Linked DNA regions of Homo sapiens: region 1 is linked to region 2. The links are chromatin contacts, found by Hi-C in ENCODE. All regions are on one chromosome and are shown on one strand. Each heading gives the region's core, a stretch centred on a gene start or an enhancer-like site at or near the end of the contact. The rest is flanking DNA. Distances are from core to core; before and after follow the strand shown.

Region 1 (3,715 bases), core at 680-3,179, 1.1 Mb after region 2:
CCCCTCTGGCTCTCTCTTTATTGGTTTTGGCGGGAGATGGCCTGTGGGGCTTTTTCCGGTATTCCACTTTTGTCCAGCCCCCTTCGCTGACTTTGCTGTCCTCTTCACTGGCTCTTGAGTCAGTCTCAGGGTGCAAAGGCATCCCTGGTATGGTGTTGGGTTGGTGGAGGTCCCTGGGGCTTCTCTTGAAGTCAGGCGACTGGTGAGGATTGAGTGCTGACTGAGAAACCCTGTAGAACTTTCCAGGGTATCTTCCTCTTGAAGGAGTGGAATGCTGACTCTTTCCACTGTATCTTCCTCTAGGAGAAGAATTGAGTGATATACTACCACGTCCATATTTGTTCCTGCTTCTGTCTGAGTATCGACCCCTCTCTGAAGAGGTGTCAGTATTGCCACTGGAAAAGCCACTGTCCCTAGAGTTGAGATGTAGGGAAGAGAAGTTTTTGGTCAGTCCATACTGAGTAGGAGACGAGCTTCTGGACTGGTTCACAGGTGTAATCTGTTGATACTTAATGGGCACCTGGGGCCGTCTCACAGCAGCAGCGTAGGAATCCTGGCCATCAAAGTGTGAGAAGAACGGTGACCCCAGAATAGGATTGCTCTGGGAACGCTGTAAAGAAGTGTTGGATGCAATCTGCCGCATCCTCAGAGTATCTAACCACTGGCAATCAGCACCTGCGGGAGAAATGGAAATGAGCATCTTTTAAGCCACACTAAAGCTGCATGTCTAATTCATACGCCTGTCTTAGGATAATTCAGGGCTGTTTGGGATGCTCTAAGCTTTACCATTCATAGAAATTCTAGGCTATGTATAAGGACGTTTCTTTTATTACAAATACTTTAAAAAATAAGGACATTTACACTTATTCAATATATGCTATGTGCTTGGCATTGTTCCATGGGCTTTACTTACACTATCTCATTTAATCCTCTCAGTAATCTTCTTAGGTAAACACTAATAGTTTTATTCTATAAATGAGGAAGCTTGAGAGGTCAAATGACTTGCCCAAGATCACTCAGTCAATAATACCAAGTCCTTCTGCATCTAAATCCCATCTTCTTCCTACATAGTTGTGTTGTTACTTCTAGAAAGTATGTTCAGGTGGCAGGGGCATGTTTAGTAAACAAAAGGTTTGTTTTGCCACCTGCATTTTTAAAACCTCAAGGACCCTAAATGCAGATAAGAGAAATGAGGTTCCGAAGGTTGAGACAGCTAGAGATTGTTTGGAAGAAAGACCGTTCACGTGTCCACAGGAGAGATCCTGAGGCTCGGGAATAAGAAGTATTTTCAGCATAAAAAAATGAAGCTGCATTGGCAGATAGGAAGAAGTTAAGATAAAAGAAAATGGTGAATTAACAAGAACCATTTAGTAAGCTATATTTCAGTGAATAAGCAAGTTCCTCACACCTGAGATCTTTTCTGTTTTCCCCCGAGCCTGAACAACGTTACCCATGTTCTAGAGTTCCTGGGTGGTCCTCCCAGCCTCAGCTTCCTCAGCTACTCCACCCCCTGCTCACGCAGATAGTGCGCGTGGAGAGTATCAGAGCATGCACATGTCTCTGTCTCCTCACTGCCTGGGCACAGGTGACCCCGAGCTCTGAAGTGAGTGACTTGTCCAGACAATTCCAGAGACTCCTCCCAGGCTTCAGTCCATCACAATGCCTTCTTCTGTTGTTGTTGTTGTGTGTATGTGTGTATTTTATTGTGGTAAAAACCACATTTTCCATCTTAGCCATTTTTAAGCCTCTAGTTCAGTAGTGTTAGTATATTCACATTGTTGCGCGGATCTCTGTAACTGTTTCATCTTGCAACACTGAAACTCTATACCCACTAATCTCTACCTTCCTCTTTCTCCATTTCCCCTCCCTTCTCCCCTGCCCCCTGACCGCCACTTGTTAACTGTCTTCTACTTCCTGTTTCTGTGACTTTGACTACTTTACATACGTCACATGAGCAGTAGCATACAGAATCACAATGCCTTCTTTCCTCGCCTTGACTTCTCTGGAATTTTGCCTTCCAATAGAACCCTGATTTTGCTCAGTCTCCATCCCCCTCCATGTAGCCACGTGATCGGGAGAGTTGACTGCATTCTGGCTCCAGGGATCGACTTTAATTAGTTTAAGTCAGATGTGCTCATGCTATGTTTAGGAACGGACAGGTTGCTCCATTCTGGCCAAAGCAGAATTGCTGACGGGTAGTCTGTTGGGGGTTTCTAGAAAAGTTTTCCTTACTCCTATATATAAGAACAGGTAGGGACCTAACCCGTTATTTCCTCTGGGCGTTGTGATATCTTTGTGTGATGACTGTAAACAGGAGAGGAGCCGAGGGCAAAGGCAGCCTATTGAGCATGGCAGGGCAGAAAGAAGGGAAGGTTCATTCCACTCTCTGAATATGGTTGAGCCAGCTTATCTTACTGCACCTGGAGCCTGCCCTACCTCTGGGCTTCTTGTTATGGAAGATAATAAATTTTATTACAGTTTAAATCAGTGGCTTAAGGACTTTAGAGTTGTTCTTAATCACTGGGAAGGCTCCTTAAAATGCAGACTGCAGCTCCTATCCCCAGAGTTCTGATTCAGTAAGTCTGGGTTTGGGCCTGAGCATCTGGATTTCTAGCAAGTTCACAGGTGATCCCGATGCTCCTGGTCCTGGGGCCACACTTGGGGAATTATTGGAGTAAGCCAGTTGCAACTGGGTTTTCTGCTACTCGAAGCTCAAAGATAGATCTTAACTGATTGAGGTGGTATCCTCTGAGTCTTTAGATCATCTGGAAATGTCATAATTAAGTTTCTGGAATCTAGCACACATCTAATACGGGAACACTAACTTACTTGAGTCGGACCTGCTTCCAGGGTTGCCATCTGAATTGGTGAATAATGTCTGAATGGCAAGTTGGACTGCTTTCACTTCATCCTGAGGTTTTGTTCTACTCCACTGAATCGAATGGACATGTTTAGTGCTTTTTGGAGTTCTAACATCACTCTGGTAAAACAAACAAACGAAAAAGACAAAAAAAAGACAAATAGAAACATATGACCAAATAGACACACATATATAAAATGGGAAAGAAAGTCATCCAGGTTATTATATCACTTCAGTTTCACCTCTTAGAACACTATCATAATGCACTAGGAAAATATTCTGAACAGTTGGCCCAAATATGCTAATTCAATGAAAAGAAAAATTTTAACCACTTTATTTCTTAGTGGGTTATAGCACTTATTCCTTAATGGATTATAACATAAATTTCTTAGTAAACTATAGTAGCTAAAAAATATGGTTGTCTTTTCCCAGAATTTATTATATTTGACAAATCTCAACTTACCTCTTTGTTTAATAAGAAATAAAAAATTACATCTTCTATTTATAGTACTTGATGACAGCTATTTTGTTGAATAAATGAAAATCTGACCACCATGTTTGCCTAAGACTGAATTTGGATCATCAAGGAAACTGAGTGAAGGTGGTGGGGTGAATTACCTGCACGGAGGGGAAAGGGTCTCAGATGCAAAAGTGAGACAGGATCAAGAAGTAAGAAATGGGGACCAGGAAAAGGAGAGGACACTAGGTCAAGACACATTACTTTCTTGTTCTGAAATCTCCCTCCTCACTAGCTGTCACCAATCAGTGTCAATTAAAGAGTCTCCAGGATTCAATATGGTTAGGGAAATCTGTTTTAAAAAACTCTGAAGTGAAAAACCCAGACAAAAGTGGCAT
Region 2 (3,371 bases), core at 223-2,722:
CCGCCGAGTTGGAGAAGAGGCCGCCGTAGTCGCTGCTGAAGGCGGACGACGTGGGCGACGTGGAGGCCAGGCAGAAGGCGCTGTTGGCGGCGCCCGAGCCGCCCGCCAGGCCGCCCGAGCCACGGCCCCCGGTGGCCACCGCGAAGCCCGAGAGGCTGGAGCCGAGGTTGCAGCTGGACGAGGAGCGCTTCCAGGGGTGAAAGCCGCCTTTGGCGAAGGCGCTCGACTCTGGCAGCGTCGTCAGCGGGCTCGTGTTGCCGATCTTGTTGCAGGTCGCCGCCAGCATGGCCAACGGGGTCGTTCCGAAGCGCGGCTCTTCCTAGAGTGGGTGGGATGGGGGAGGGAGCAAGAAGGAGGAGGGCAAGAGGAAGTGGGGGAAGAAACAAAGTGCACCCGTGAGCAGCCTCGTCCCCTGCGGCTGCTCCCGGGGGGTCCTGGCTCCCCGCCTCGCGCCTCCTCCCCACGCGCCCGCGGAGGAGTCGCCGCACCGGGCGCGGAGCAGGGGCGATCACCCGGGCGAAGGTCCAGGCGCCGGAAAGTTGCACTTCGCTGAGGCTATAAATCAAAGATGCCTCCGTGTTCCCCGCTGCAACCCTGCCTACAACCGGACTTGGGTTGTCGCCGTAAACCGGCTCATCTCCCAGAAGACCCCAAGTCGCCCTTCGGGGTGAAGCGCGAAGGTAAACACAGAGACCAGAGACAACAAACACCGGGTGAGGGCGGAGGCGGCCGAAACAGCTGCCAGGGACGGGCGAAACTTGCAGCTCTCCCAGGGTGGCTACGACTTGACTTTTCTTTTTTAATAGAAAACGTTTGGTTTTAAAGTTTACATACACACAAAAACAGCGATTATGAAAACAATAATCCGAGGATAAGCGGCCAGAGACAGATTTCAAAGTCATGGGCGAATTGGGGAGCCGCGGAAATGTAAATGTTTATTAGCGTGACTAGATGGACTGCAAAACGATTAAGACTGTTTTCTGGAAACACCATTGTCGCATAATTGCAACAAAATCCCCAAAGCAATGCGGGGGATGGGGTATAAATCACGAGGGGAAGAAAAGAAACCTCTAGCTTTTTTTTGAAACCAAATGAAAAAGGACTTGATTAAGAAGGCCTTTTCTTGCAAAGGCATCTTTCTGGGTTCCAAAAACTTGGGGAAAAATCAGTCCCAGAAATGTGGAAAGTGCTAATAGAAGCTGAAGCTGCAGTCTAGCAGCAACAGTTTCTCCGGAGCCGCAGACCCCAGAAGCCATAACGAAAAATTACTCCGGTTAAAACAAGCAAATGCGTTGCCGCGCTTGCGACTTACCCCGAGTATAGACGTGGCCATAGCAGGTCTCTGGCTGCGCAGCGAGGCTGGGAGCGGGGCTGAGCCTGGCGGCTGCTCGGAAAAACTGCTTGGGTCCCGCGCGGCTCCCGCGTCCCCGCGCTCGTGCCGAGCGGACTCCAGGCTCCCGCCGGCTAAACTCAGCCTAAGTGCGAGGAGCACCCGCTTTGAAGTGCCGCTGGCTGCGCCTCTCGCCCAATGAGGGCGCAGGCAGAGCAGACCGGAGCTGCCCCGCAGCCAATCAGACGCTCCGAGGGGCCCGAGCCCGGGCTCCCGGCGCGTGCCAGTCAAGTCAGCTAGCTAGGGCCGCGGGGGTGGGGGGGAGTAGTGGGGGATACTTGCGGGGGGGGGGCGAGGGCGGGCTGGGGACTGAAGAAATTACAGTGCAATTAAAAATTTACACTCACGCACCAAGCCAGGTTTAAGTACCAATGAAACCGAGCCACAAGCACCCCCCCACACACAAACCACCCCGAGATGTTGCAAGTTAGGGCTGACAGTCCTACTCGACTCCCCACTTGTAGGAAAGGAGGCAGGAGGGGAGGAGACACCCAGACACAGCCCGCACCAGCAGGGCCCAAGTGGAGACGGAAATGTGAGCCCTCACTTTGTGTGTCCAGGCTTTTGCCTACAGAACACAACTTCAGCTTGTATCTATCATTCTTGCTTGTGATTTTTATCATTTTCGTGTGTCTTCTACCCAATTCCTTATTCCACTAGATTCAATTTCACTCTCACAGTTATACTGGGGAGGGGGCGCGAAGGGACAGCTCCTCCGAGAGGAGCGAAATAGGCCTCTCTGTACAGATCTACATCCACAGATTTGTTGGGAGGGCCTGGAGCCTGCTGCATCCCGCCATTTCCCCCCAGCGGTGTAAGTGACTTCCTAATTGTCGCTCTGGCCTCTGACCCGGGGGGTAATACAAGTGCCACTCACGCTAGAGGCTTCTGGTGGTAATTGAGGGCACCCTTTGTACGGTTTCGCCAGCGCTTAGATACCAGGTTAACCCAGTTGTCAAATATGACTAAACAGTGGGATGTGCTGATTATCTGCCGGGTTTTGCTGTGGGCTGGCATGGGGGTGGGAGGCATCAGCCCATACAACACGCTGCACGAAGCCGCTTATTTTCTCACTGTAACAACTTTGGAAACAGAGACCGGCGCGAGCGGCGTCCGCCCCCACCTCCACCTCCGCTGAAGCTGCAGCTTGCTCGGCTGTTTGTTTAACCCGGTGAAGATTTGCATGTCGCGTTTCATCCTGGAGTGGAGTTTTCTTGTCCCAGCTCCAACCCACTCCCATTCCAGACCACCAGGGCCTAGAGGCTCGTCCGTAGGGCAAGTGCGCTGTTTTAAGAGGTAGGCTCCCCATTAGTGCCCTGCTTTCACGGACGCGCCCGAGAAATCTCTCCAGGACTTTCACCCGGGAGGGCGGAGGACCAGGCCACACGTGGGCGCTTCCACATTTTGCAGGCTGGAAGCATCCTGAAGTCCTCCCTGGACCTTGTCAGTGTGAAAAGAGGCGTCCTCAAGCAGACCAGGGTGCGTCTTCGAGTCCCCCAGCAACCGCTGACCTGCTTGTTTTTCTCTTTCTGGGCCCCGCTTTCTCTTTCTTCTCCAGGGTAGCCAGAAGCTGTTTTTGAACCAGAAATACCAGCGCCCTCGGGCAGACCTGGGCACTGGTTTTAATATAGCACACTCCCCACTAAACCCACACCCTGCTTCTTAGGAAAAAAAAAAAATTAAACTACCAACCCCAAACCCTCGGGTGCAAACGACGAGTTGTCGCGGAGCCGGTGCAAGTGACAAGGATGTGGAACTGTGCCTCCCGTGTTTTCTCTCCTCTTTTGCAAGATCTCTTGACCCAAAAGTACGACCAGAGTGGCGCTGCTCTCGGCCCTGTGATGGAGCCTGGGTGCGTCTTGGCGCACTCCGTGGGTGGGGAGGGCTATGTGGGTCGCTTTCTTGGATTCATCTTAAAATACTTTGGCTCAGAATGGGTTTTTTTTATTTTATTTTTTTCTCTTTTTTGTTTAAGGTGGCG

The links. Hi-C counts contacts between places; a loop is a spot of excess contacts on that map. Pooled maps may share reads with other maps.
Region 1: a pooled map shows a loop between it and region 2 (2.4-fold over the local background). The contact joins the enhancer-like site here to the promoter of SP9 in region 2. A Hi-C loop is called at or near these places in 2 of 50 pooled maps.

The regions. Positions count from the first base shown.
Region 1 is chr2:173,263,010-173,266,724 of GRCh38, reverse strand. It overlaps MAP3K20 (mitogen-activated protein kinase kinase kinase 20), which reads right to left. Exons shown (of 20, transcript NM_016653.3): 19 at 2,830-2,980; 20 at 1-675. All of the region lies in intron 2 of MAP3K20-AS1 (MAP3K20 antisense RNA 1), which reads left to right. Among named protein-coding and RNA genes, the nearest start is that of MAP3K20-AS1, 17 kb to the left of the region's middle. RefSeq lists an enhancer at 1,746-2,253. Within about 2 kb of position 1,929, at least 5 of the 41 ENCODE cell types and tissues checked have a DNase peak (open chromatin) inside an H3K27ac peak, as active enhancers do.
Region 2 is chr2:174,333,055-174,336,425 of GRCh38, reverse strand. SP9 (Sp9 transcription factor) reads right to left here and starts at 1,472. Exons shown (of 2, transcript NM_001145250.2): 1 at 1,313-1,472; 2 at 1-319. The coding sequence starts at 1,333. It overlaps LOC102724194 (a long non-coding RNA gene), which reads left to right and starts at 1,450. Exons shown (of 3, transcript XR_427194.5): 1 at 1,450-2,686; 2 at 2,801-2,869; 3 at 3,366-3,371.